Regions from separate parts of the Homo sapiens genome. Here region 2 is linked to region 1. Evidence: chromatin loops called from intact Hi-C (ENCODE). Cell type or tissue: Caco-2. All regions are shown on one strand.

What was found. Peaks named below come from ENCODE experiments on the same cell type or tissue, not always from the same donor. Only the 100,000 strongest peaks of a DNase experiment are listed, where the experiment ranks them.
Region 2: a loop joins it to region 1, with 12 times the contacts of the local background. A loop is called at or near these places in 2 of 110 quality-filtered maps.

The regions. Positions count from the first base shown.
Region 1 is chr3:53,497,020-53,502,019 of GRCh38, forward strand. It overlaps CACNA1D (calcium voltage-gated channel subunit alpha1 D), which reads left to right. Exons shown (of 48, transcript NM_001128840.3): 2 at 133-442; 3 at 4,596-4,701. Among named protein-coding and RNA genes, the nearest start is that of CACNA1D, 4.9 kb to the left of the region's middle. In Caco-2, a CTCF peak has its summit at 2,465 (motif pointing left); a DNase peak (open chromatin) is centred at 2,432.
Region 2 is chr3:53,424,837-53,429,836 of GRCh38, forward strand. No RefSeq gene overlaps it. Among named protein-coding and RNA genes, the nearest start is that of CACNA1D, 67 kb to the right of the region's middle. In Caco-2, no CTCF peak of the experiment used is centred here; a DNase peak (open chromatin) is centred at 2,315.

The DNA of each region.
Region 1 (5,000 bases):
TGAGATTCAAAATGGAAACATAGGAGTGAATGATTCCCCTGTTATTGATGGGAGACAACCTTTGATTTTTTTCTCCTACCCACTGGATCCTCATTTAAAAAAAAAAATCTTTGTTTTTCTCCTTCTCCCCAGAGGCAAACTATGCAAGAGGCACCAGACTTCCTCTTTCTGGTGAAGGACCAACTTCTCAGCCGAATAGCTCCAAGCAAACTGTCCTGTCTTGGCAAGCTGCAATCGATGCTGCTAGACAGGCCAAGGCTGCCCAAACTATGAGCACCTCTGCACCCCCACCTGTAGGATCTCTCTCCCAAAGAAAACGTCAGCAATACGCCAAGAGCAAAAAACAGGGTAACTCGTCCAACAGCCGACCTGCCCGCGCCCTTTTCTGTTTATCACTCAATAACCCCATCCGAAGAGCCTGCATTAGTATAGTGGAATGGAAGTATCCTTTTTTTGGGGGAAGTCTTTCTCATTTTCTCTTTTACCATCTGTTTTTTAAAAGGATTTGCTTTCTGAAGTGACACAAAGCTGTAGCAGTCTGGAATGCGAGTAACAGAAGTTGTATATAAGGGGTTTCATTGTATATACCTTCCTGTCTCTTCGGGTTGCAGAGGGGTGGCTGTACGGGTATATTTAGCCCACTGTCTGGATGTGTGTATAGTAGTAGTAGTAGGGGGAGGGAGTGACAGCCTGAAACTTCACAGGGGCAGATAATTAAAATGTGAAACCAACCTTTGGTTATTGGACATTAGATGGTTAGTTTTAAATTCAGTGTTGTCTTTGGGCAATAGCATGCATTGAACCTATTGCAAACAAGGTATACAGATTAGAAAAAAAGACTGTATAAGACTCTGTTTGAAGGGAATACATTTTTGACCTTTAGTAGAATCTTCTCATTCTGATGTTTGAAATTTGCTTCTGCAACTACAATTAATGCTAAGGTTGCTTCTAGTCTGACATTTGGTGATTCTAATTATTCAGGTAGCTGCAGATATGAGCACATGCTTCCTAGGGAGAGATTACTTTTGATTTTTTTTCTCTGATCAGTGCTATAACTTCCTGGAATTTCCTTTTGACAAGTTCCAAAGAAGCATTTGGAACGTGAGCATGAGGGAGCCAGTGAAGGGAGAGGCTCGTGTGTGCCTCTTCCTCCTGGGCCCTTATGAGTTATAGAACAGCCTTTTCAGTGGAGGAATTTGCAGTTGCTGCCTTTATAAAAAATTCTGTCTATGTCCTTGGACTGGAGGTACATTTCTGGGTGTCTCCTTTGTATTTTTAAAATTGAACTCCAAATGCCCCAGAATGGCTGTCATGTCCCAGATCTTGGAAAACGATTGTGCTTCAGCCTGCTTAACCCCTTCCCTAAATCTGGAGGCCAACCTCCAGTTACTGCCACTCTTCAGAGAAGGTTGACTGAGGCCTTCTTTCTGAGCAAATGGCTTTTTAATTAGGCAGATGATTCATTGGTCTGGGTAAAGTAAAGCATTTCCTTTCCCCAGAAGTGTGTTTGGAACTGTCAGGGGCCTTAGAACAGTTCCTAACTATAGGAAGGGGTGTGAATGTAGGAATTCCCTCCACCAGGCCCAGAAGGATGGAGGGGCCACACCAAAAAGGGAGGATGTTGGCAGCCAGCTAGAAAGTGGAGCTGAAATCCCCTTATAATTTGAGGATCTAGCTCGGCAGCTATTTGCATGCCCTCTGTCTTTAGCTGGCTATTTTCTGTGCTAATGGACAGGAGTTAAAATGAGGTAACTGTCTAGAAAGATTTTGGAGAGAGCAGCCAAATGCTAGGGTAGGATTTGAGGGGTTCTCATGTGCTTTTTCATTTTGCAGCAGATGTCCCTTCTCTAGAGTGAGTTATGGTGTCTCTCACATAGCTGGGGTTGTGTGTGTGCATTTTCTTTTGAAGTTCTCTAGTCTGAGAACGAGGAGGGAGCTCGGTAAGCCAGCATGTGGCCCAGTGGCATTGCTAGATTCATGACAATGGCTGTACCTTGCCAGGAAGACCTCAGACTGGCTTGACACGACTCTGAGTAAGCAGAGACCTCTTTGTGGGGTCACTACTTTTGTGTGGAGTAGGTGGGAGGCCTGATGCTGTTTCTCTTTGTGCACGGTAATGTGTACATAGCAATTTTTGCATGCAGAGTGAATTCCTGGATCACGCTGCTGTCTCCCTTTTCCAGTTGCCAGACACATGTGTACAGGAATTAGGGGACGTGGCTGCCAATTCAGGGAGAAGCCTGTTTACAAATGGGACAGTTTGTAAAATAGATAGACCCTTAAGCAATATATGATTTTTTTTTCTCTTTTTTTAATGACAGTTTCCTTCTAATTCAGGGAGCAGGCTATAGAAATCCTTTCCACCCCGGGCAGCTCTGTCAAGGCCCCATCCGCAGTGGGAGAGCAAGGGTCAAGGGTCATTTGTTTTTACAGACAGGCATGACAGAGTGTCCTGCCCCCTGGAGGAGTGAGGGATGTTCTCCTTATCAGAAGGAATTGTTAGGATCAGACCCATCTATTTCTCTATTGCTCTGTTCTGCTTCACTTGTGAAAATCTTATGGCAGTGAGATGGTATCCACTTGTACCTGGAGACCAAAACTGGACCAACATAAAGAAAAAAAAATACAACTTATATTTAGTCTTCCTGAACAGTGTTAGTATTTCTCAGATGTGCTGGTTTATCATTTAGGTATTGGGAAATTGAAAAGGAAGAATACCTATTACTTAGGTATTGGGAAATTGAAAATGAAGAATGGAAGAAAGAGGGAGGGAAGAGACTATTGTGTTTCTATGGAGAACAACATTGGGGCCCTTGACTTTAGATTTCAGTGGGGACCTACAAAAAGGAAAAATGGAAAGGGAATTCTGAAGTCTTAAGGTGGGCTATCTGAAAGTTGGATCCCTGGGTGAAAAAGATTTTATAATATTAGATGAGTTGAGAGAACCAATGTGAATTAAAGCTGACTGGCTTAAAAAAAATAAACCCATCAAAATTAGTAAGGGAATAATGTTATTCATTGCCTTTTTTTCGTTGAGTTATGAAAGCTCTTCGAAGATGAAGGTTTTATGAAACTCAAGATCTCTCCAGAGGCCGGGCACAGTGGCTCACGCCTGTAATTCCAGCACTTTGGGAGGCTGAGGTGAGCAGATTGCGAGTCCAGAAGTGAGCAGATTGCTTGAGTCCAGGAGTTCAAGACCAGCCTGGGCAACATGGCAAAACCCCTGTCTCTACTAAAAAAAAAAAAAAAAAAAAAAAAAAAAATTAGCCGGCGTGGTGGCACATGACTGTAGTTCCAGCTACCTGGGAGACTGAGGTGGGAGGATGGCTGGCTTGAGCCTGGGAGGCGGAGGTTGCAGCAAGTTGAGATTGCGCCAGTGCACTCCAGCCTTGGTGACAGTGAGACCCCATCTCAAAAAAAAAAAAAAAAAATGATATCTCTAGAGAGGTAAAGAGTATTTGTTTCCTGTGGCATTTTTGGATTTCCCAGAAGTATGTCAGGATGAATGGAGAATAGTCTGTTCGTATGCTCCAGTTTTAAGTACCTTGAAGTGTTTAGTTAAACCATGGCCTTGCCTCTTGTGGGTGAGTGTATAGGCGAAGCACTGTGGTAAAATCAAGCCCAGGAATTGCAGATGAGGCTGGTGCTCACAAAACCTTGTATTTGGAAAGGCTGAAAACCCAAAGAAGAAAAACAATCATTTTGGCAGATGTCAAATTTTGTGTTGCCAGTTTTGACAATGTCTCTTAATAACACCAGAATGTTTAGGTAAGTATCTCTTGAAGGCTGATCTCAAAGTGATTCTTCCAGACAGACCACCAAGATTGAGAAATGTTAAAGCCTACTTTGAACGTGTCTGGTGCTGATTTCTTATGGCTTTTTAATTTAATTTGTTTACAAATTGAGCACAGTAACAGCATATTATAAACTGAGCTCCAGTCCGGCTCTAATCTGAAACAGTTATAGCCATCGATTCCTCTAGCAGAGAAAGCAGAGGCGGGAGCTGAAGCCTGGCTCGCTGCTGATCACATCTGAGGTATTGGAATATGCCATGAGAAAGTTATAGGTAGAATGAGAAGGTCCTGGTGGCTTGGCCTGGCCCAGTCCAGACAGGCGATTTAGGCTGACCCTGCCAAGAATAGCCCCTGAGAAAATGGCTCTAACACATGGAGGCAAGGATCTGCGGAAGACATTTATCCCATGATGATTTCTCTGTGTCTACCACAGCCGGGAACTTAGTAAGGCTCTTGTCACTTTTAAACCTGTAAGAAGCAGAAACCTAGTTCACACAGTGCCCTAATTGGATGTACTTTTAGGTTTTAATATGCAGTGTGCAGCCGAAGAATGAGTGTAACATGATCCTTGCAACAGAAGAAAAGGACACGGAGAGGTCATTTGGTAGGAGGCTCCACTGTGAGATGACCACCGATGATTACTTCTGCCGAAAACCTAGCAGTCACAGCAGTCAGCCGAAATAGGATTTGTGTATGTCATTTTCCTTTTAAAAGTGCTTTGAAAGTGGTGTGATCGGGAGTGTGATGAGGGACATGGTTTATGTTTCCATAACACATATATACCTTAACACATTTTTTCAGACCATTTGACATATTTATATTATTGGCTATTTTTGCCAATTGTGTGGCCTTAGCTATTTACATCCCATTCCCTGAAGATGATTCTAATTCAACAAATCATAACTTGGTAAGTGTCCTTAGAGTTCCTGCTGGTCCTGGTATATGGTTATCATTTGCTTCTATACTTAAACTGGCAGCTGGCCTTCTGGGTGGTTGAAGTTTATAGCTATGCATGTCGTGTTTCTTGGAGCTTTGCAACAGTGGTTTTTTGTTTGTTTGTTTGTTTTAACCTGTATTCTCAAATTTATACTGACTGAAAGTATTTAAAGTCATGAATCTTTTATAAATAGATATGGAATTTTTATGGAAGAGATTTGGAGCAGATTTTAAAATAACTGTTATCTCCACATAAGTTTTTGCTACCAT
Region 2 (5,000 bases), 72 kb before region 1:
ACACAGGTTCAGGGAACAGCTTGTCCATAATTCCCATAAGCCTCTCTTTCTGAGGGGAAACTTAGAAGAGTTTAGTGGGATGAACTACAGGACTCATTGTTGCAGTTAGGTCAGTGTCACAACTGGTATTCATCGTCTCCCTCCTCCACTATCCATTCTAAATTTCCTTCATCTTCAGCCACCACCTTGGCAGGTTGTGCTAACTTACTGGTATTTTGACCCAAAGCTTCATCTCCAGGGATCTGAACCCTTGGCAATCATCCCCTCCCCCAGGTGTTGTTGCTATACACATCTGTTTATAGTTACAATGAAGCAAGGAAGTCCCAGGAGGCACTACCACATATCTCCCTCCAGGCCCCTGAGTAGATGGCCAGGCCTTTGGCTGCAGCTCAGGAATCTTTTTTTTTTTTTTTTGAGACGGAGTCTTGCTCTGTCGCCCAGGCTGGAGTGCAGTGGCGCAATCTCAGCTCACTGCAAACTCCGCCTCCCGGGTTCACGCCATTCTCCTGCCTCAGCCTCCCGAGTAGCTGGGACCACAGGCTCCTGCCACCACGCCCGGCTAATTTTTTTTGTATTTTTAGTAGAGACGGGGTTTCACCATGTTAGCCAGGATGGCCTCGATCTCCTGACCTCGTGATCCGCCCGTCTTGGCCTCCCAAAGTGCTGGGATTACAGGCGTGAGCCACCCCGCCTGGCCAGGAATCTTTAAATAGTCTCACTTCATGCCACATCTCCATCTGTGCAAAGTGGATGACCAAGTGTGATCCCCATAACTCTACCCATTGGGTAAATATTCCCTCTCCACTGTCTTTCAAGGCCAATTCTGAACGTGGCTGTAATGCAGCCACTGTCCGCTTGTGTAATTCAGCTGGTATCCACATACAGCTTGTGCCCAAGATTTAAAAAACTGATATATAATTCACATACCACACAGGTTTGTAGGCCAAACTTGGCCCTTTTCCTGCTCCTATAGTTGGTTGTGTAGCACCCCCCATATGGCCATAGGTGTAAGCTGGTAGAGAGGTACTGGTGCGCTGTGGTCAGTGATGTGGAGGCTGGGCTACCTGCTCATGCTAGCTCAATTGCAGATGTACCATTTCCATCTTATAATGATCTACTGCTGGGCCTGTCCCACTTTATAACTTGGCAGAGTCAACAGAATCCATCTCTGGATGAATAGTTGCAGATGTATGGTCACTTGATTACTCGAGGGTCAAGCATTCTGTCTATCAGGACCCAGTTAACATACCAGGAACTGTTTTTCTAAAGGCATAAAATTCTCCATTGCAGATGGCATGGCCTTGCTCCAGAATCCCAGGGGCCTGCATTGAGATTCTCACACTGGGGCTTGCCATAGTCTCCACAGTACATCTTTTTTTCCACCACTAACATCCCTAAGCCATAGGATCTGCTGGATTTCATGGCCCAAGTGGCACGACAGGTCCACTGGACCTGCTGGGTAGCCTTTTCCTGCTCTGGGTTCCATTCAAAGTTGCTGGCCTTCCATGTCACCTGGTATGGGCAGGAGGAGTATCCCTAGGTGTGGAATGTGTTGCCTCTAGAACCCAAGGAGGTCTATCAGGAACTGTGTTTCCTTCTTTGTGGTAGGGAATGCAAGATACAGCAATTTGTCTTTTACTTTGGAAAGGATATTCTGGCATGTCCCTGACCATTGGACCTTTAAAAGCTTCACTGAAGTGGCAGGTCTCTGAAGTTTCATAAGGATTATCTTCCACCCCTGCAGCACATGTATTTTACCATGACTCCAGCTTATTACCCAACTTTTGTGTAAATGACTATTGTTGTTGCTGTCATGTGAATGCAGAATGGAAAAGAATGCACTAGCCAAATCATTGGCCGCATATCCTATACATGAGGCCTTATTAGTCTGCTGCAGTATTCATTCTGTGTCCAGCATAGCAGCTATAGTTGGGGCTGCTACTTGATTGAGCTTGTGGTTCCATCCAGTTTCTGCAAGGGACAGATTGGTGAAATGAGTGGAAATATGATAAGTCTTGGCATCCTTTAGATCTTTAATGATGGCACTAATCTCCACCCCCCACCTCCAAGTGATATCAGGTTGTTGTTGTTGGGTTTTTTTGGTGTTTTTTTTTTTCACCATTGATCAGAAGGCAGTAATTTCATTTTTGATTTACTATCTCAGCTTGTAGGGGCTCAGTTTCAGAGTTCCTACTTGGCTATCACCACTATGATAGCTCTTACTCCACAAGCCAAGGACCCAGTGTGGGGCTTACGTCATTTACCAAGGACATCCATTCCAATTATACATGCAGTGGGGAAATGACCACTAGGTGGGCCCATGGACCGAGGCTCCCTGTGAACTGGACCATAACCAGGACTCAATTTATGGCCTCCACATAAGGTAATAATGGGAGACCTGTGATGAGGCTTTGGGTTTCTAGGTGTCCGTGTTAGCTCAGATTCTGTGTCTAATCGTTCTCAAAAAGTCTGGAAATTTCTCTATTTTTTTCTATATAATCACATGAGTAAATGGTTCTAGATCCTTGGAAGAAGAACTGGGGGAATCATTATAGTATAACTTGCTGTGTTGTTAAGGGACTTGGCCACCTCACCTCCTTTGGGCAGTGGGTTCCAGATCTAAAAGTTGCCTTGGGCTGGGAACAGAGTGAGGGAAAGGGAAAGCAAGTTTTTGGTTTGTTTGTTTGTTTGTTTGTTTGTGATCACCCTCAAGCTCCATTCTTCCTTTTAGTGTGTGCGTGTGTGTGTGTGTATGTGTTGCTTGTAGATGTTAAGTAGCACCCTTGATGGCTGTCCATCTGTTTTGCCCCAGGAACATTATAGGCTCTATTCACCATCTCTAAACTCTGTGTGTTAAGTCCCTTTCCCTGCCACAAGCCTCTATGTCTTTGGGCCCCATAGTATACATGAATATTAAGGAGCCCAGCTCTGATTGCCTTTCCAATCATGAACGCTGGCCTGCAGAGAAGAACCATCACTAAACTTGTTGGTGGTGCCAGATAGATGGGGAGTCCTCAAGCTAAAGTTGCCTGTTGGAGGACTCTCTGTCTTGCTAGAATAAGCCTGCATTAGTACCCCTGCTGTGGCCAGCCGTTGGTTGAGAGCAGCCCGTGGAAGCCTGGCACAAATGTGGTGGCAAATCCAGAGGAGTAGCAGCTGGAGCCATCAGTCAGTGATTCCCCTGCAGCAGGGGGCCTAAGCAGTGTGTTTTCACGGCTGCTACACATCCTCTCTCAGGTAAGAGTCCAGGAGTGGAGAAGGCCTCTAGCTCACAATGTGGTAACGGGAAGGAATGACTGTACCAAAGACAGGTAGGCATAGTTTCTGGGGTTTCTTTCCCTAAATTATCTTTGGAAACTTCACTTTCACTTATTTTTTGATGTGCCCAACATTAAAAAAATTGAGATATAATTCACAAACCATAAAATTTTCATATTTTAAGTGTATGACCCAGTGGTTTTTTAGTATAGTCACAAAGTTGTACAAACATCACCACTATCTAATTTCAGAACATTTTTATATCCGCAAAAGAAATCCTGTACCCATTAGCGGTGACCCTCTGTTCCTCCACCTGCATTTCTGGTGACCAGTAATCGACTTTCAGTCTCTATGGATTTGCCCATTATGGACATTTTATGTAAATGGAATCATACGATATATGGCTTTTTATGTCTGGCTTCTTTCTTTTTTCTTTTTTTTGAGACACAGTCTTTCTCTGTCACCTAGGCTGGAGTACAGTGGTAAGATCTTAGCACACTGCAACCTCTGCCTCTTGGGTTCAAGCAATTTTCCTGCCTCTGCCTCCCAAGTAGCTGGGATTACAGGCGCCCACCATCACACCTGGCTAATTTTTTGTATTTTTAGTAGAGATGGGGTTTCACCATGTTGGCCAGGCTGGTCTTGAACTTCTGACCTCAAGTGATCCATCCACCTCAGCCTCCCAAAGTGCTGGGATTACAGACGTGAGCCTCTGCGCATGACTGGCTTCTCTCATTGAGCATAATGTTTTCAAGGTTCATCCATGGTAGCATGTATCAGTACTTCATTCCTTTCGGGGTTGAATAATATTCCATTGTGTGAATATACCATATTTGGTTTATCTGTTCATCAGCTGATGGATATTTGGGCTGTTTTCACTTCTTGGCTATTATAAATAATGCTTTTCTGAACATCTGTGTATAAGTTTTTCATATGTTTATGTATATTTTCACTTCTCTAGGGTATAAGATTAGACCACTGGGTCATATGGTCACTCTATGTTTAATTGTTTGTGGAACTGCTAAACTGTTTGCCAAAGCATGTACCCAGCATTCTTTTTTACTTATTACTTTTTTAGAGATGAGGTCTTACTATATTGTCCAGGCTGATCTCAAACTTCTGGGCTCAAGTAATCCTCCTGTGTTGGCCCAACATTTTTTATAGGCATTTTGGGAGACACAAAAGTGAAGCTAATCCCTCACCCCAAAGAGCATACAAGTTAGAGTAGACGGGAGATGAAATTAACATGTATACATTTGAAATATAAGCATAGTACAGCTAATAATGAAGGGCTAATCTGTGTATCTCCAAATTAAAAGTACATCTACACTCATATGCTCTGAGAGCTAGAAGGGAAGAGAAGAGGAGGGAATGACAAATATGCAGTAGTTAGGGGTGTGCCCTCAAAACCTCCATTTCCACGATCTTCTTCAACAAGACCAGGATGGGACCACTCAGGACAAGGGAAGAGCAACTGCTTGAGATTCTGGAAAGCCTGCCCAGTGGCAGGGAGGGGATGTTCTCTGACTGCTTTGTTTTACATGATATTTTTAGATAAAAATCTGATATGGTAGGCTAACCATCTGTAGAACCTATGTTTTAGATGTTTCTTCCAAAAGTGAACTTAAACATGAGTTAGAGCTACTTCTATTCTCTGAACTGGTGTCCTTGTGATAGATGGTACAAATTTGCTGACTAATTTGTTGAAGTTACAGTTAAAATATGTGACCAGGAGCAGACAG